Regions from separate parts of the Homo sapiens genome. Here regions 2, 3 and 4 are each linked to region 1. The links are chromatin contacts, found by Hi-C or POLR2A ChIA-PET in ENCODE. All regions are on one chromosome and are shown on one strand. Each heading gives the region's core, a stretch centred on a gene start or an enhancer-like site at or near the end of the contact. The rest is flanking DNA. Distances are from core to core; before and after follow the strand shown. Region 1 holds the start of AQP3 (aquaporin 3 (Gill blood group)). Region 2 holds the start of PTENP1-AS (PTENP1 antisense RNA). Region 3 has its middle 10 kb from the start of SPINK4. Region 4 overlaps SPINK4 (serine peptidase inhibitor Kazal type 4).

Evidence for each region. Hi-C counts contacts between places; a loop is a spot of excess contacts on that map. ChIA-PET counts read pairs that join two places held with the same protein, here RNA polymerase II (POLR2A). Pooled maps may share reads with other maps.
Region 2: a pooled map shows a loop between it and region 1 (2.1-fold over the local background). The contact joins the promoter of PTENP1-AS here to the promoter of AQP3 in region 1. A Hi-C loop is called at or near these places in 1 of 50 pooled maps.
Region 3: a loop to region 1 is called in a pooled map, with 2.3 times the contacts of the local background. The contact joins the enhancer-like site here to the promoter of AQP3 in region 1. A Hi-C loop is called at or near these places in 1 of 168 maps with a recorded cell type or tissue (PC-9) and 4 of 50 pooled maps. POLR2A ChIA-PET finds 5 or more read pairs at or near these places in 1 of 52 experiments (MCF 10A).
Region 4: a loop to region 1 is called in a pooled map, with 2.4 times the contacts of the local background. The contact joins the enhancer-like site here to the promoter of AQP3 in region 1. A Hi-C loop is called at or near these places in 1 of 168 maps with a recorded cell type or tissue (PC-9) and 4 of 50 pooled maps. POLR2A ChIA-PET finds 5 or more read pairs at or near these places in 2 of 52 experiments (HEK293 and MCF 10A).

The regions. Positions count from the first base shown.
Region 1 is chr9:33,445,992-33,449,577 of GRCh38, forward strand. AQP3 (aquaporin 3 (Gill blood group)) reads right to left here and starts at 1,602. Exons shown (of 6, transcript NM_004925.5): 1 at 1,432-1,602. The coding sequence starts at 1,539. RefSeq lists a silencer at 1,588-1,777.
Region 2 is chr9:33,675,454-33,679,039 of GRCh38, forward strand. It overlaps PTENP1-AS (PTENP1 antisense RNA), which reads left to right and starts at 1,815. Exons shown (of 4, transcript NR_103745.2): 1 at 1,815-2,056; 2 at 2,637-2,834. It also overlaps the pseudogene PTENP1.
Region 3 is chr9:33,227,959-33,231,544 of GRCh38, forward strand. No RefSeq gene overlaps it. Among named protein-coding and RNA genes, the nearest start is that of SPINK4, 10 kb to the right of the region's middle. Within about 2 kb of position 1,618, at least 6 of the 41 ENCODE cell types and tissues checked have a DNase peak (open chromatin) inside an H3K27ac peak, as active enhancers do.
Region 4 is chr9:33,247,678-33,251,263 of GRCh38, forward strand. SPINK4 (serine peptidase inhibitor Kazal type 4) reads left to right here. Exons shown (of 4, transcript NM_014471.3): 4 at 749-890. The coding sequence ends at 794. Among named protein-coding and RNA genes, the nearest start is that of SPINK4, 9.3 kb to the left of the region's middle. RefSeq lists an enhancer at 1,236-1,345. Within about 2 kb of position 1,505, at least 3 of the 41 ENCODE cell types and tissues checked have a DNase peak (open chromatin) inside an H3K27ac peak, as active enhancers do.

The sequences.
Region 1 (3,586 bases), core at 352-2,851:
TGATCCTGGGGCTCAGTGGGAGGACTAACGGCTCCTTTGTGAGAGAGTGAACTGAGACTTGGGAGGGAATGAGGAGGCCCCTCTAGGAAAATAGAAGACATCATCCTCCCCTAGCCTGGCTGCTCTAAAACAGGTGGCTGGACTCAGGACTCCGATAGGAGTGAGGGCTCCGAGGCAGGAGAGTGATAAAGGCCACCTCCTATTGCCTTCTTGGCACAGGAGAGAGGGGCTAGGGCTGGCTGATAGGACGACTAATCTTATGGGAGGCTGTGGATAAAATGCCCCCTGTGGCTTCCCCACTTCCTATTCTTGGAAGCCAGAAGTGGGTTTCAGCCCTCCTCTGCCCATAGATCCTGATCCTCAACCATTTGGGGATCCCTACTTGCCCTTAGTTAGGCTTCCTAGTCCACAGTGGGCCAGCTGGTCTGTACTACCCAGGGCTGGGGCAGGAACGGAGTAACCCACTCACTGCAATGTAGCAACTGAACACAGAGGAAAACAGGTGTAACCACATGAGCGGCTGAAAAATCAGAGTAACTGGGACAGGAAATAGAACATAACTGGTGGGTCTGCCAGACCTAAGAAGTGCAAACAGAGTCACTCAGAACAAAACCAGGGTGAAACTGGTGTGACCAAGGAGTAACTAGGACTGAGGAGTAACTCAGGCAGGGAAATGCTCACTCAGAGAACCCACAGAGTAACCAAGAGGCCAGGGAGTAACCAGAATGCTTGTCGTCTTCTGCACAGACGCTGACAGCATCTGTCTGGATAACAGACAGGGCCTGGGAGTCGCTGAGCACCAGGTGAGCAACTTTAGACACGCGTCCTCTGTGCCTGGGCCTAGCTTCCTCCCACCCTTCTACCGTCAGAATCTGCCTCCCTTCCCACTTCGCTGTTCGCAGCCCATGTGGCCTGCACCCTCTGCCCCCACTCGTGCAAACTGTCCTCACTCACTTCAACCTTTGGACTTTTTGAGGCTTAATTATTCATTAGAGGCCAGACACCCAGGACCCAAATAACCTAATAATGGCTCATTTGCCTCCGCCCCCTCCCCTACATCTGGGGGCTGGGATTCTGGGAATCTGGAGGGGTGTGGGAGGCAGGGGAAGTGGCTGGCTGTCCCAGACTGCAAGCGTGACCGCTGCCCCCAGCCTGTTGGCTGAGTCACTTGTGGGAGGGTAAACGATCGGCACTATCACTGGGGAGTAACAGCTGTCATTCTGGCAAGAGTCGGAGCTGTCAGAGAGGGGGTTAGAACCGTGGGGAAGAGGACTTTGGAAGTCAGCTTGATCCTCCGCGGTTAAGCGTGGGGGTCACAGCTGGGGAGGTGGGTCCAGGCTACCTTGGAAAACACAGCCCCTTCGGGGAAGTGAGAGTTTGGGGAGTGCAAGGGCTGGAGAGAGAAGGGCTTCCCCGGCTCCCTCCACTCACCACCAGGATGAGGGTCCCCAGGCACTCGGCCAGCGCCTGTCGGAGCAGCCGGTAGCGGATGTGGAGCATCTCCCCGCAGCGGGACACCAGCTCCTTCTGTCGACCCATGGCGGGGCAGGCGGCGGCGCTGTCGGGCGGGCAGGGGTGGCGGGAGGCGGTGGCGCAGCGAGCAGCGGCCTCCAGCGCTGGTGGCTCCCTTTATAGGAGCGCTGGAGACACGGGCCCCGCCCGCCCTGCAGCCCCGCCCTGCAGTCCCGGAGCGCCGAGGAGTGCGCGCCCCCTCGCCCCCGCCCCACCTCGGCTGGGAGGCTGGTGCGGACGCCGGGTGGAGGGAGCTGCGGGCATGGAGTGTGAGGAGCTTTGAGGGACGGGTGGCCTTCGGAGGGCGCTTAAGGGAGGGGACGTCAAGGGGGCTGAGAGGCTTAGGCAGATCTGAGAGCCAATGGTGGGATTATAGGCAGGGTTCAGGGCCATGGCTGGAGAGGATGCAGCTGTCATAGAGACCACCTGCGCCCTGTGATCACCCCACTTCCTTGCGGGCAGGAGGAGACCTGTCAGAAAGAAACTGGCCGCATCTCTCCAGGATGACTGGACCCAACAGATCCTCAGTTCGAGGCAGGAGGAGGAGGCTGCGAGCCCCAAGTGAGAAGCAACACTGTCTCTTCTGTCAGGACAGATAAGGCACCGACCCTTCAAGGGGACAGCTAGTGTCAGAGGGGCAGCAGTCCAGACTCAGGTGGGCACACAGACACACGTGCTGAGTTCCAACCAGACTTCATGGGCCCTTCTCCCTGTGCTATGAGCACGTCGTGTGTCGCATGTCCTGGCCAGCTATGTCCACAGCTGTGTCTACACATGGCGGATGTCCTGTGTGCCTAATTGTACGGCTGGGCATTCCTCGTGGCTGTGCACATGCCTGTTGAACATGGCTAGGTGACCTAGCTTGTCACACGTGTACCTGCGTGCATTGCTCACATGGCTCCAGAGGCTGAGCTGCAGTTGCCCCGACATGCCACATGCCACATGTTTGCCAGCAGGCTGAGTCCCAGCTGTTTTTAACCCTCTCCTCTCCCATCTGACTTACCCCCAGCCAAGGAAGAGTCTGTCTCTTTTTTTTTTTTAGACGGAGTCTCTCTCTGTCGCCTAGGTGGAGTGCAATGGCGTGATCTCGGCTCCCTGCAACCTCCACCTCCCAGGTTCAAGTGATTCTCCTGCTTCAGCCTCCCGATTAGCTGGGATTACAGGTGCACACCACCATGCCCAGCTAATTTTTGTTTTTTTAGTGGAGATGGGGATTCACCATGTTGACCAGGCTGATTTCGAACTCCTGACCACAAGTTATCCACCCGCCTCAGCCTCCCAAAGTGCTGGGATTACAGGCGTGAGCCACTGAGCCCAGCAAGTCTGCCTCTTTAAGCAAACTTAATTATGGGGGAGTCAGCCCTATCTGAGGGGGATCATGGGACAACCTTGCCCTCTCTCTCTTTTTAAAGAGTAGGGTCTTGCTCCATCACCCAGGCTGTGGTGCAATCACAGCTCACTGTAGCCTCGAACTCCTGGGCCCAAGTGATCCTCCCACCTCAGCCTCCAGAATGGATGGGACTATAGGGACTATGTGCCACCATGACACTCAGCTAATTTTTAAAAATCTGTTGTAAAAATGAGGTCTTGCTATGTTGCCCAGGTTAGTCTCAAACTCCTGGCTTTAAACGATCCTCCCACCTCGGCCTCCCGAAGTGCAACCTTGCCCTCTATGCTGCTTTTAATAACAAGGAAACATCTGGTGGCCTGGGAGCAAACAACATGCCCTTAGGCTGAGCTTCTATGGCAGCATTGCCAGAGGAGATCAAAGAAATCATTTTCCAGAGGGACTTAATCCAGGTGGGCTAATGACCCTGAGGACTTGTCCCTTGAGGGACGAATATGAGAAATAAGGGCCCCCGGCTGGGCGTGGTGGCTCACGCCTATAATCCCAGCACTTTGGGAGGCCGAGGCGGGCAGATCACCTGAGGTCAGGAGTTCAAGACCACACTGACCAACATGGTGAAACCCTGTCTCTACTAAAAATACCAAAAATTAGCCGGGCGTGATGGCGGGTGCCTGTAATCTCAGCTGTTCGGGAGGCTGAGGCAGGAGAATCACTTGAACCCAGGAG
Region 2 (3,586 bases), core at 565-3,064, 230 kb after region 1:
TTTGTGTATGCTGATCTTCATCAAAAGGTTCATTCTCTGGATCAGAGTCAGTGGTGTCAGAATATCTATAATGATCAGGTTCATTGTCACTAACATCTGGTGTTACAGAAGTTGAACTGCTAGCCTCTGGATTTGACGGCTCCTCTACTGTTTTTGTGAAGTACAGCTTCACCTTAAAATTTGGAGAAAAGTATCGGTTGGCTTTGTCTTTATTTGCTTTGTCAAGATCATTTTTTGTTAAAGTAAGTACTAGATACTCCTTGTCATTATCTGCACGCTCTATACTGCAAATGCTATCAATTTCTTGATCACATAGACTTCCATTTTCTACTTTTTCTGAGGTTTCCTCTGGTCCTGGTATGAAGAATGTATTTACCCAAAAGTGAAACATTTTGTCCTTTTTTAGCATCTTGTTCTGTTTGTGGAAGAACTCTACTTTGATATCACCACACACAGGTAACGGCTGAGGGAACTCAAAATACATGAACTTGTCCTCCCATCGTGTGGGTCCTGAATTGGAGGAATACATCTTCACCTTTAGCTGGCAGACCACAAACTGAGGATTGCAAGTTCCGCCACTGAACATTGGAATAGTTTCAAACATCATCTTGTGAAACAACAGTGCCACTGGTCTATAATCCACATGATTCTTTACCAGGTAGCTATAGTAATACACATAGCGCCTCTGACTGGGAATAGTTACTCCCTTTTTGTCTCTGGTCCTTACTTCCCCATAGAAATCTAGGGCCTCTTGTGCCTTTAAAAATTTGCCCCGATGTAATAAATATGCATAAATCATTATACCAGTTCGTCCCTTTCCAGCTTTACAGTGAATTGCTGCAACATGATTGTCATCTTCACTTAGCCATTGGTCAAGATCTTCACAAAAGGGTTTGATAAGTTCTAGCTGTGGTGGGTTATGGTCTTCAAAAGGATATTGCGCAACTCTGTAATTAGATTTGGCGGTGTCATAATGTCTTTCAGCACAAAGATTGTGTATCTTGTAATGGTTTTTATGCTTTGAATCCAAAAACCTTACTACATCATCAATATTGTTCCTGTATACGCCTTCAAGTCTTTCTGCAGGAAATCCCATAGCAATAATGTTTAGATAAATATAGGTCAAGTCTAAGTCGAATCCATCCTCTTGATATCTCCTTTTGTTTCTGCTAACGATCTCTTTGATGATGGCTGTCCTGTCTGGGAGCCTGTGGCTGAAGAAAAAGGAGGAGAGAGATGGCAGAAGCTGCTGGTGGCGGGGCTCTGCAGGATGGAAATGGCTCTGGACTTGGCGGTAGCTGATGCCCCTCGCTCAGCCGCTGCTTGGCTCTGGACCGCAGCCGGGTAATGGCTGCGGCAGCAGCTGCTGGATGGTGGCAGCTACTGGGCCTGCTTCTCCTCAGCAGCCAGAGGCCTGGCAGCGGCGGCAGCGGAATGGGGAGAAGACGAATAATCCTCCGAACGGCTGCCTCCTCCAGCGGCCTCCGGAGCCCGGGCCACGGGGGGTGCGGCGGCGGCGGACGAGAGGTTTAAAACCGGCCCGGGTCCCTCCATGTGCCGCCGCCGCCGCCGCCGCCGCCGCCGTGTTGGAGGCAGTAGAAGGGGAGAGACCAACTCTCCGGCGTTCCCAGCCCTGGAAATGGTGACAGGCGACTCAGACCCCCTCCCTGGAGCTGCAGCCGCCGGGGCCACCGGGGGCGCCGCCGCCGCCGCTTCTCCCCCCGCTCCAGGAGGGGGAGGTGCCGCCGCCGCCGCGCCTCAGCCGGCTCCCGCCCAAGCCCACGGCTTCCACCTTCCCTTTCAGGAGAAGCCGAGGAAGAGGCTGCACAGTTAGAAAAGACGAAGAAGAAGCGAGAAACGCCGCCGCTGCCGGCGCCGCCCCCGCGGATGCTCACGGGTTGCTGAGAGGGGCTTCAGGCCGGGCCGGGCCGGGCCGCCGCCGCCGCCGCCGTCTCTGTCTCTCATCTCCCTCGCCTGAGCCCGGCCTCGCCTCACAGCGGCTCAACATTCAAACTTCCATCACGGCTGCAGCTTCTGAGAGGAGAGCATCTTCTAGGTTCGTAATCTATGTTGATCTTATGTTAATACCACACTCTGTTGATTATTGCAGCTTTATCGTATGTTTTAAAATTGGCTAGTGTAAGTCTTTTAATTGTGTTTTTCTTTTTCAAAATTGCCTTGACTATTCAAGTCCTAGGTATCACCATATAGGTTTAGGATCAGCTAGTCAATCTCTACAAAAGGTACTACTAGAATTTTGACAAGGATTGCCGTGTACTTATTGATAAATTTGGAGATAATTTCTATCTTAACAATACTGAGTCCTCCATGATCATGGAATGTTTTTTCCATTCTTTTTCATCTTTTAAAACTTATCTCAGCATTTTATATTTTTTCTATGTATAGGTCTTATATTTCTGTTGTTTAATATATTGCAAAGTGCTATTTTCTATACTGCAACTATAAAAATATTTTTCTTAATTTCACTTTTGGATTATTACTAGTATTAGAACACATATGATTTTTGTTATACATACTGTATCCTGACATCTTGCTAAATGGATTTGTTAGTTATAGAAGTTTCTTCGTAGATTTCACAGGAGTTTTGTTTTTGTTTTTGTTTTTCTTACATACAGGATCATGTAGTCGGAGATTAAAAAGAGTTCTACTTTTTCCTTTCCAACCTGGAAGCCTTTTATTGCAATTTCTTATCTGACTGTACTGTCTGATATCTCCAGTGCAAGGTTGAATAAAAGTAGTGAAAACAGACATTGTTACTTTGCTACCAAAATTATAGGCAAAGCATTCAGTCTTTTGAAGCTTTCATGTTTAAGGTGAGTGTTTTTTCATGCCGTTAATCAGGATGAGAAAGTTCAGTCTGTTCATAATTTGTTGAGATTTTATTATGATTGGGTACAGGTTATTTTGTCAAATTTATTTTATTGCATACACTGAGATAATATGATATGTTTTTTATTCTATTAATATGGTATATTACGTTAGTTGATTTTGGATGTCAAGCCAATCTTCCACTGGCAGGATAAATCCCACTTGGTCATAGTATATAATCGTTTTATATATTGCTAAATGAGGTTTGCTAATATTTTATGGAGACCATAGACATACTAGTTTGTAGTTTTCTTGTGATTTCTTTTATTAGTATCAAAGTAATTCTGACCTGTTAGGCTGAATTAGGAAATTGTGGACTGAACTGGGATGAATTTAGGAATAATCTTATTCTTTATTTTGTGAAAGTTTTTTTTTTTGTAGGAGTGGTATTATTATTTAAATATCTGATGGGATTTACCAGTAAAGTCAGCTAGTCCTGAGCTTTTCTCTATGACATGGAGTGATAAACTATTGCTCACATGTTAAAGTCAAGCCATGGCCTATATTTGTATGACTCATAAATAAACTAAGAATAAATTTTATACTTTTAAAGTGTTAGAAGACGGAAGAGGAGGAATAGGAGAAAAAGAACTGACAGAGGTTGCATATGGCCCAAAATATTTACTACCTAGCTCCTTACAGAAAAATTTTGCTGACCTCTTCTCTGTATGGTGTTATTTACTAAAATACTTCTTTA
Region 3 (3,586 bases), core at 368-2,867, 220 kb before region 1:
AAACAACATCAATGCATTCTGTTCCACTCGGGGGTCAGAGTCAGAAATGGGGCACAGGCTTGCTCTCCCTCTGGGGGCCCTACGGGAGAAAACGTCCCTTGCCCTTGCCAGCTTCTTAAGGCTGCCTCTAACCCTGGGATCCAGGCCTGCATCACCCCCCACTCTGCTTTCATCATCACAGCTCCTTCTTTGACTCTCCCTCCTCCCTCTTATGAGAACTTTATGGCCCAAGCTCACCCAGGTAACCCAGGATAACCTCCCCATTTCAGGATCCTTCCTTTGATCACAGATGCAGAATCCCTTTTGTCATGTGAGGTAACATATTCACAGGTTTGGGGGATAAGGAGGTAGGTATTTGGGGGGATGGGAGCATCGGTCTGCCTATCACAGTGAGTGAGTGGCCAAATGAGGGTTCAAACCCGGTTCTGTCGTATTCCTGAATCTGGGATCTTTCTCCAAACCACACTGCCCCTTCCTTCAGTCCTTCCTGTCCTTGGAGCTGTCCTGGGTTCCCAGCAAGCACAGATTCTCAGAAAGGGACAGCAGAAGACCCTAAGGCTGGACATATCAGGATATCACATATCCTGGTGAGAGTCCAAAGACTTCTTTTCAAATCTGGGAGGGAAGAGGAGAGACGGCAGGAGACTCCATGCCCATACCCCATTCACCATAAAGGGAGGGGGAGGTTGGCCTTGAGGGCCAGACAGGAGAGGTTCTGCAAAGGGAGCAGTGTACCCTCTGAACAATGCCGAGGACAGCACAGGTACTATGTGAATGTTGGTGAGGAGGGTGCAGGTTGCTGGGGTCGGTGGTGGGATGAGTAGCAGTATTTTGGACCCCGTGTCTAAATTCAGCCTGGTCATAGATACTGCCAGTGGCTGTGTCTGGGAAGATGCCAAGCTGGGGTCACATGGGTCCTGCCTGCTGAACCTATAAGTGCCGTGGGGCATGTGTGGCAGCTCCTCCCACCTTCTGCCTGGACCCCCTGGAATGACTGCCTTTTGGAGAGGGTCTATATTCAGGGACCTCTAGACCTTAGCTGGGCCCAGATGCAAGGAGGTTCCACCTGTGGTCCACACTCGACTATTTTGGCAACTTCCTGCCAAGGCTGGACCACAGAATTTTCCACGAAACTCACTTCAAATTGTGCGGCTCTTTCAGCTCCTGCTATTTCAGTTACTGGGCCAGGATGGGCTTCTGGGTGTATGTATTTAAAACCAGAATCTATGGTGGGCAGAGGAATCTGGTAAGAGTCTGAGATTTAAAATCAGATATTGTTTTGAATGCCGGCTCTGCCACTTACAATGCTGGAAACTTCGAACTTGTCATTTAATCTTTCTGAGCCTTAATTTTCTCGTCTGTAAAATAGATAGAATTATAAGGCCAGGTTAAGAGGCTAAGAGGGGGAACTCCTTGTGCGGATCTAAGGACCCCTCCTCGAGGCTGGGAAGAAAGAGGTGGGCAGGAGACCCTGGGCAGGGGACCATGCCCAGATCACACCCACCACAGGGAGAGGGCAGCAGAGATCTTCGGGCAGCTTGAGGGTCAGGTGGAGACAATCACCAGGGAGGGGCAGACAAGCCCTGAGGCCTCACCTGTCAACGCACTGACTCACCTCAAATATTTACTGGGCGCCTTTGAGCATGAGAACTAGACCTCTCCCTTGCCTGCCTTGGACCAGTGCCCATGGGCATGTTGAAAGCACCTGCCTGGAAGAGAGTCTGCCTTAAGAGGGTGGGTACCAACCAGGGCCACCTTGGATATGGAAAAGAAACATCATGAAAAGGAAAGAATTTCCAGGGCTCCTGGAACCGACTGAAGACTTTAGCCTTTTGGGCTCTGAGGCTGTGCCATTTGCCAGGCTCCAAAATCGCTAATCATTTTATCCTGTTCCTTTGGCAACAATAGGGTACATGTGACCTCAGCCCGGCCCATCACAGATGCCCAATTTCCAGGCCACATTGATTGGTTCAAGAGATGAGCACATGACTTACCCAACCCAATCAGAGTCTCCTCTTGGGTTTTTATACACTGAAGGAGGCTGTGGGGAGAGGAGAAAAGTCCCTTCTGTTCCTTTAGTTCACAAAGTTGGGAAAAGCGGTCTGCAGCCATACCTCCCCATCCCTAATAGCAAACAGTAAGCCTGTCTATAAGTGGGAGAGCATGATGACAGCCCCCCCAAAGAAAAGTATGAGAGTGGGAGATTGTGAACAAAACTCTGGTTCTCCCCAGCACACCCCAGGATCCTTTGGGCAGGTTGCATGGCCTCTGAACTTTGCTGCTGGATACCTTACCTGCCCCCACTCCAGTTAAGTGCACACTACAGGGCCCATGGAATCTAAGGGGAATGGCACCCCCTGGAGATGAACAGAACACATTCCACACAACCACATGAAGTAGCCCTGATTACAGGTGAGCAACTGAGGCTCAGAGGTGCAATGACACACCCAAGGTCACACAGACAAGGTGTCCAGACTCCAGAGCCCAGGTTCTGATGGCATGGCTGCCTCCTGGCCCACCCCTGGCACAGCCCAGAAGGGAGGCAGCACTCAGGACTCCAACATGAGTCTGGGAGCTGTTACTCTGGACAACGGCACCCCTGTGTCCAGGAGCCATCAGGAGGCCCTTGTTGGGCCAGCTTTATGAAGCCCTGGGCTCTTGTGAGCGAATTCATCGTACAAGTGAAAGATCAGCATGTGGCCATGGTGAAACCCTGTCTCTACTTAAAATACAAAAATTAGCTGGGTGTGGTGGTGCGCGTCTATAATCCCAGCTACTCGGGAGGCTGAGGTGGGAGAATCCCTTGAACCCGGGAGGCGGAGGTTGCAGTGAGCTGAGATCGTGCCACTGCACTCCAGCCTGTGCAACAGAGCAAAACTCTGTCTCAAAACAAAACAAAACAAAGTAAGCATGTGGGGAAGGTTTAGTAACATCTGTGGCTTTTGTCTGACCAGCAACATTCCTCCTTTCGGTAATAGAATCCCAGGTTTTCTTTGGAGACCTACTTACCTTCATTGGATACAAATAAGGGACTGTCCATAAAAATGCCTTCCCTTCCCTGGTCAGAAAGTAGACATGGGCTGGGCACAGTGCTCACATCTATAATGCCAGCACTTTGGGAGGATCACTTGAGCCCAGGAGCTCGAGAACAGCCTGGGCGACATAAGAAGACCCTGTCTCTACAAAATAAAAATAAAAAATTAGCTGGGCATGGTGATGCATACCTGTGGTTCCAGCTACTTGGGAGGCTGAGGAGAGAAGATCGCTTAAGCCAGGAAGGTCAAGGCTGCAGTGAGCCGTGATCTCACCACTGCACTCCAGCCTGGGCAACAGAGCAAGACCTTGTCTCTAAAACAAAAACCAAAAAAACGGAATGTGGACACATAACTCTAGGTTTTTTGAGCCCAGTTCTTTTGGGGCATAGTTTTTTCAGCTTGTCACCTAGTTTTTTGTGCAGCTGTGGTAGCAGGCACTGTCAGTGTCCCACCCACACTGTTTACCACTCCCCATTCTTGTGCATACCTGCGGCCTCCCTGTGCAACCCTTGCAATCCTTTGCCCGGAGGCTTTCTCTAGGAGCCCAGAGA
Region 4 (3,586 bases), core at 255-2,754, 200 kb before region 1:
GATGAGCAGGGCTAGAACATGACCTCCCTACATCAGATCACCTATTGGCTCTTAGTTTCTTCATCAATAAAACCCATCTTCTATGATCCTGAGAACTAAATGAGACCATGGAAGTGAAGAAAGTCCTCGGAAGCTGCAAAGCTCTGGATAGATGTGAAAGTTTGTATTTGAGGAAATATAAGGAACATCAGGATGTTGTCCTAGCTTAGAGAAAGATCATGCTAATCAAAGACTCATGGTTAGGAGGTACATTGGGAGTGGAATTGACAGGCTTGGTATGTGACTGTATGTAAAGGCTGAGGGGAAGGAGGCAGCATACTGGTTTCTGATTTGTGGGCTTGGGTGGCCAGTGGTTTCATGGGCTGAGATGGGTGGTTTGGGGGTCTGTACCAGTTCTGTGGGGGGCAGTGATGTTTGTGGACAGTTGAGCCCCTAGGACATCCCACTGGATATGGACAACTGCATGAACAGGTAGGACATAGGTCCGAGCTGGAGACAGATTTGGCAGCCATCAGCGTGCGCTGGTGGTGGAAACCCCAGGAAGCTAAAATCCCCCAGGGGAAGGGTGTACAAAAAAGGAAAAGCTGTAGAAGGATGTGCCCATGGACCCTTGGGATCTGCCCTGTATCCATACACTGCATATGTGGGCGACGCTCAGCAGGATGTCTGGATGGACTGTGCCAGGTCCCTGAATGGTACACTACAGCTCCTGAGAAGGTAGCCTCATGCCTGTCTTCTTTGATCCTAGAAAAACCAAACAGGACATCCAGATCATGAAAGATGGCAAATGCTGATCCCACAGGAGCACCTCAAGCCATGAAGTGTCAGCTGGAGAACAGTGGTGGGCATGGAGAGGATATGACATGAAATAAAAGATCCAGCCCAACTGAGTGAAGTGGTCAGTGTCTCTGGGGACACTGGTTGCAGAGGGGATAGGAGGTGGATCTTGCATTGTCGCCTCTACTCTGAATTTGATGTCCAGCTTCTCTCCGTCCCTCTGGTGCTCCTCAACCCTGTCACATGTCCCCTCAGAGGTCCCAGTTATCTTCTGCCTGCCTGAGAGGCCAGTCCCTGACCCCAGGATGCTGCCTAGTACTCCTGTCTGCCCCAGCCTGGACTATCATTCAGGCCAAGAACCTAGGTGAGGTCTGTATCCTCTGCCACTGCTGGGGTGCACGGCCCAGCCTCAGAAAGCCTCTGTGAAATCAGGAACAGTAGCTCATACCTATAATCCCAGCACTTTGGGAGGCTGAGGGTGGCAGGATTGCTTCAGGCCAGCCTGGGCAACATAGCAAGACTGTCTTTACAATTTTTTTTTTTTTTAATTAGCCAGGCTTGGTGGCATGCACCTGTAGTCCCAGCTATTCAGGAGGCTGAGGTGGGAGGGGATTGCTTGAGCCCAGGAAGTCGAGGCTGCAGTGACCCATGATCGCATCACTGCACTCCAGCCTGAGTGACAAAGTGAAACCCTGCCTCAAAAAAGAAAAAAAAAAGCTTTGTGAGAGTCATCCTGTGCCCCCCATGGCTTCCTCCTGGGTTGTGCCAGCACTCCAAGGCATGTACACACAGACACGTGGCACAGCAATGGCTGATATTCAGGCAGTGTACACAGTACAGCTGAACTGCTTGTTGTAACATTGAACTAGGTTTTTCACAATCGAAAACAGGTGATGCCCCAAGCCCTTTGAGTGCCCCCCCATACCCTAGCCACCCAGATTGTCCCCTGGAAACACCTGGGTCTCTCGGTTTCCACAGTCTGGGGTTAATTCCTGGCACTGTGGGATGATTTCGAGATGCTGCTCTGCTCTTTTGGTCAACATCTGCTCTGACTGGTTGTCAAATATTCTGACATTAGACACAGCCCCAGGCACGTCCTGCACACATGCACTCACACAATGTCCCACAGGGACACACAGTGTTCAGAATTGTCACCATAGACAGAGACTCCCTCCTGTGGTATATGTTGAATACCTCCTCTTTTGGCCAAAGCCCCTAGGCAGAGCCTCTTGATAATGGTGGCAGGAGAAAGGGGTATGGAGAGAGGCCTGGGCAGGTGAAAGCAGTTTCACACAGACTCTGATTCCTGCTGCAGAGTGGGCAGAAAGGGCAGGAAATGCTCTGTAGAAGACACATGTCTGAGAGAATGGGCACAGGAAGGCAGGAAGCTACTTTCTCTTGGACCACTGGAATGGGAACACTGAGCAGGAATTGTTGCTGATAGATTTGCAGGTGGCAGGCCTAGGAGGCCATCTATGAATAAGGCCTTCTACTGGGACTGATTCATACCTGTTTCATACCTGCATATGAATGATGTAGGATTAAGTTTGGCTGTGAGAGGCAGAAAACCCAAAATAACAGTGACTTATAGCCAGAACTTCATTTCTCCTACACATAGACCTATGTAGTATGACAACTCCATGCTCCTCTATTTTGTTACTCTGCCATCCGCATCACAGTTTCTACCTCAGGTCCAAGACAGCTACTCCAACCACAGCCATCACATCTGCATTCTAGGCCACAGAGAGAAAGGGCACGCCACTTGCCTCTGAAGACATTTCCCTTAAGACATACACACTCTGTATAAACCACATTAGCTAAAATGTAGTCTCATGGCCTTCTGAGCAGGGAGACTGAGAAATACAGTCTATCTGGTTGGCCATGCATTAAACTAAAAATTAGTTCACTTTTTGTAGGAGGAGAAAGTGGATATTGGTGACATCTAAAAGTTTCTGCCCTAAGTGGGACACCCCTCTTATACCCAAGTGGCATAGCCCAGCCAAGCATCTCATCAGTGACCCTTCCTTCCCAGGCTTCTACTCATCATCTGAGGAATCAGAGATTAAGCCTGAACAATGTGCCAGGCACCACCTGGAAGGAATACCTAATTTACCACTTACAGATGTGGACTCTGTGGCCCCCTCTCTGGGAACTACCCCAAAACCTAAGTGTTGGCCCCTAAAGACCTTATGTGTGGCATGAGACCCTGCTGCCCTGGCCATTGCTGATTAGCCAAAAGATTCTTCCCCAGGATCTTTCAAATTAGAAACAAGCAAACAGAGGCAGTTCCCCTCTGGCACTGAAGCTGTAGGATGAGCAACACAGGGGTTGTCAGCAGTCACATGTCCTGCTTTGTGGAAGAAGGAGGAATGAGAGGATGATGCAGGCATGCAGAGGCAGAGTGATTACAGGCAGTGTTTGAGTTCCTGAAGCCCGGCTGCCTTTGACCTTCCCAAAATTACATGGGATAACTTGATATCATGACCATAAAGTTTCTATTTTGCCCAGTCTCTTTGGAATTAGGCTTCTGATTCTTTTTCTTTCTTTCCTTTTTTTCCTTCCTTCCTTTTTCTTCTTTCTTTCTTCCTTTTTTCTTTCTTCTTTCTTTTTGAGATGGAGTTTTGCTCTTGTTGCCCAGGCTGGAGTGCAATGGCGCAATCTCGGCTCACCGCAACCTCCGCCTCCCAGGTTCAAGCGATTCTCCTGCCTCAGCCTCCTGAGTAGTTGGGATTACAGGCATGCGCCACTATGCCTGGCTAATTTTGTATTTTTAGTAGAGATGGGATTTCTCCATGTTGGTCAGGCTGGT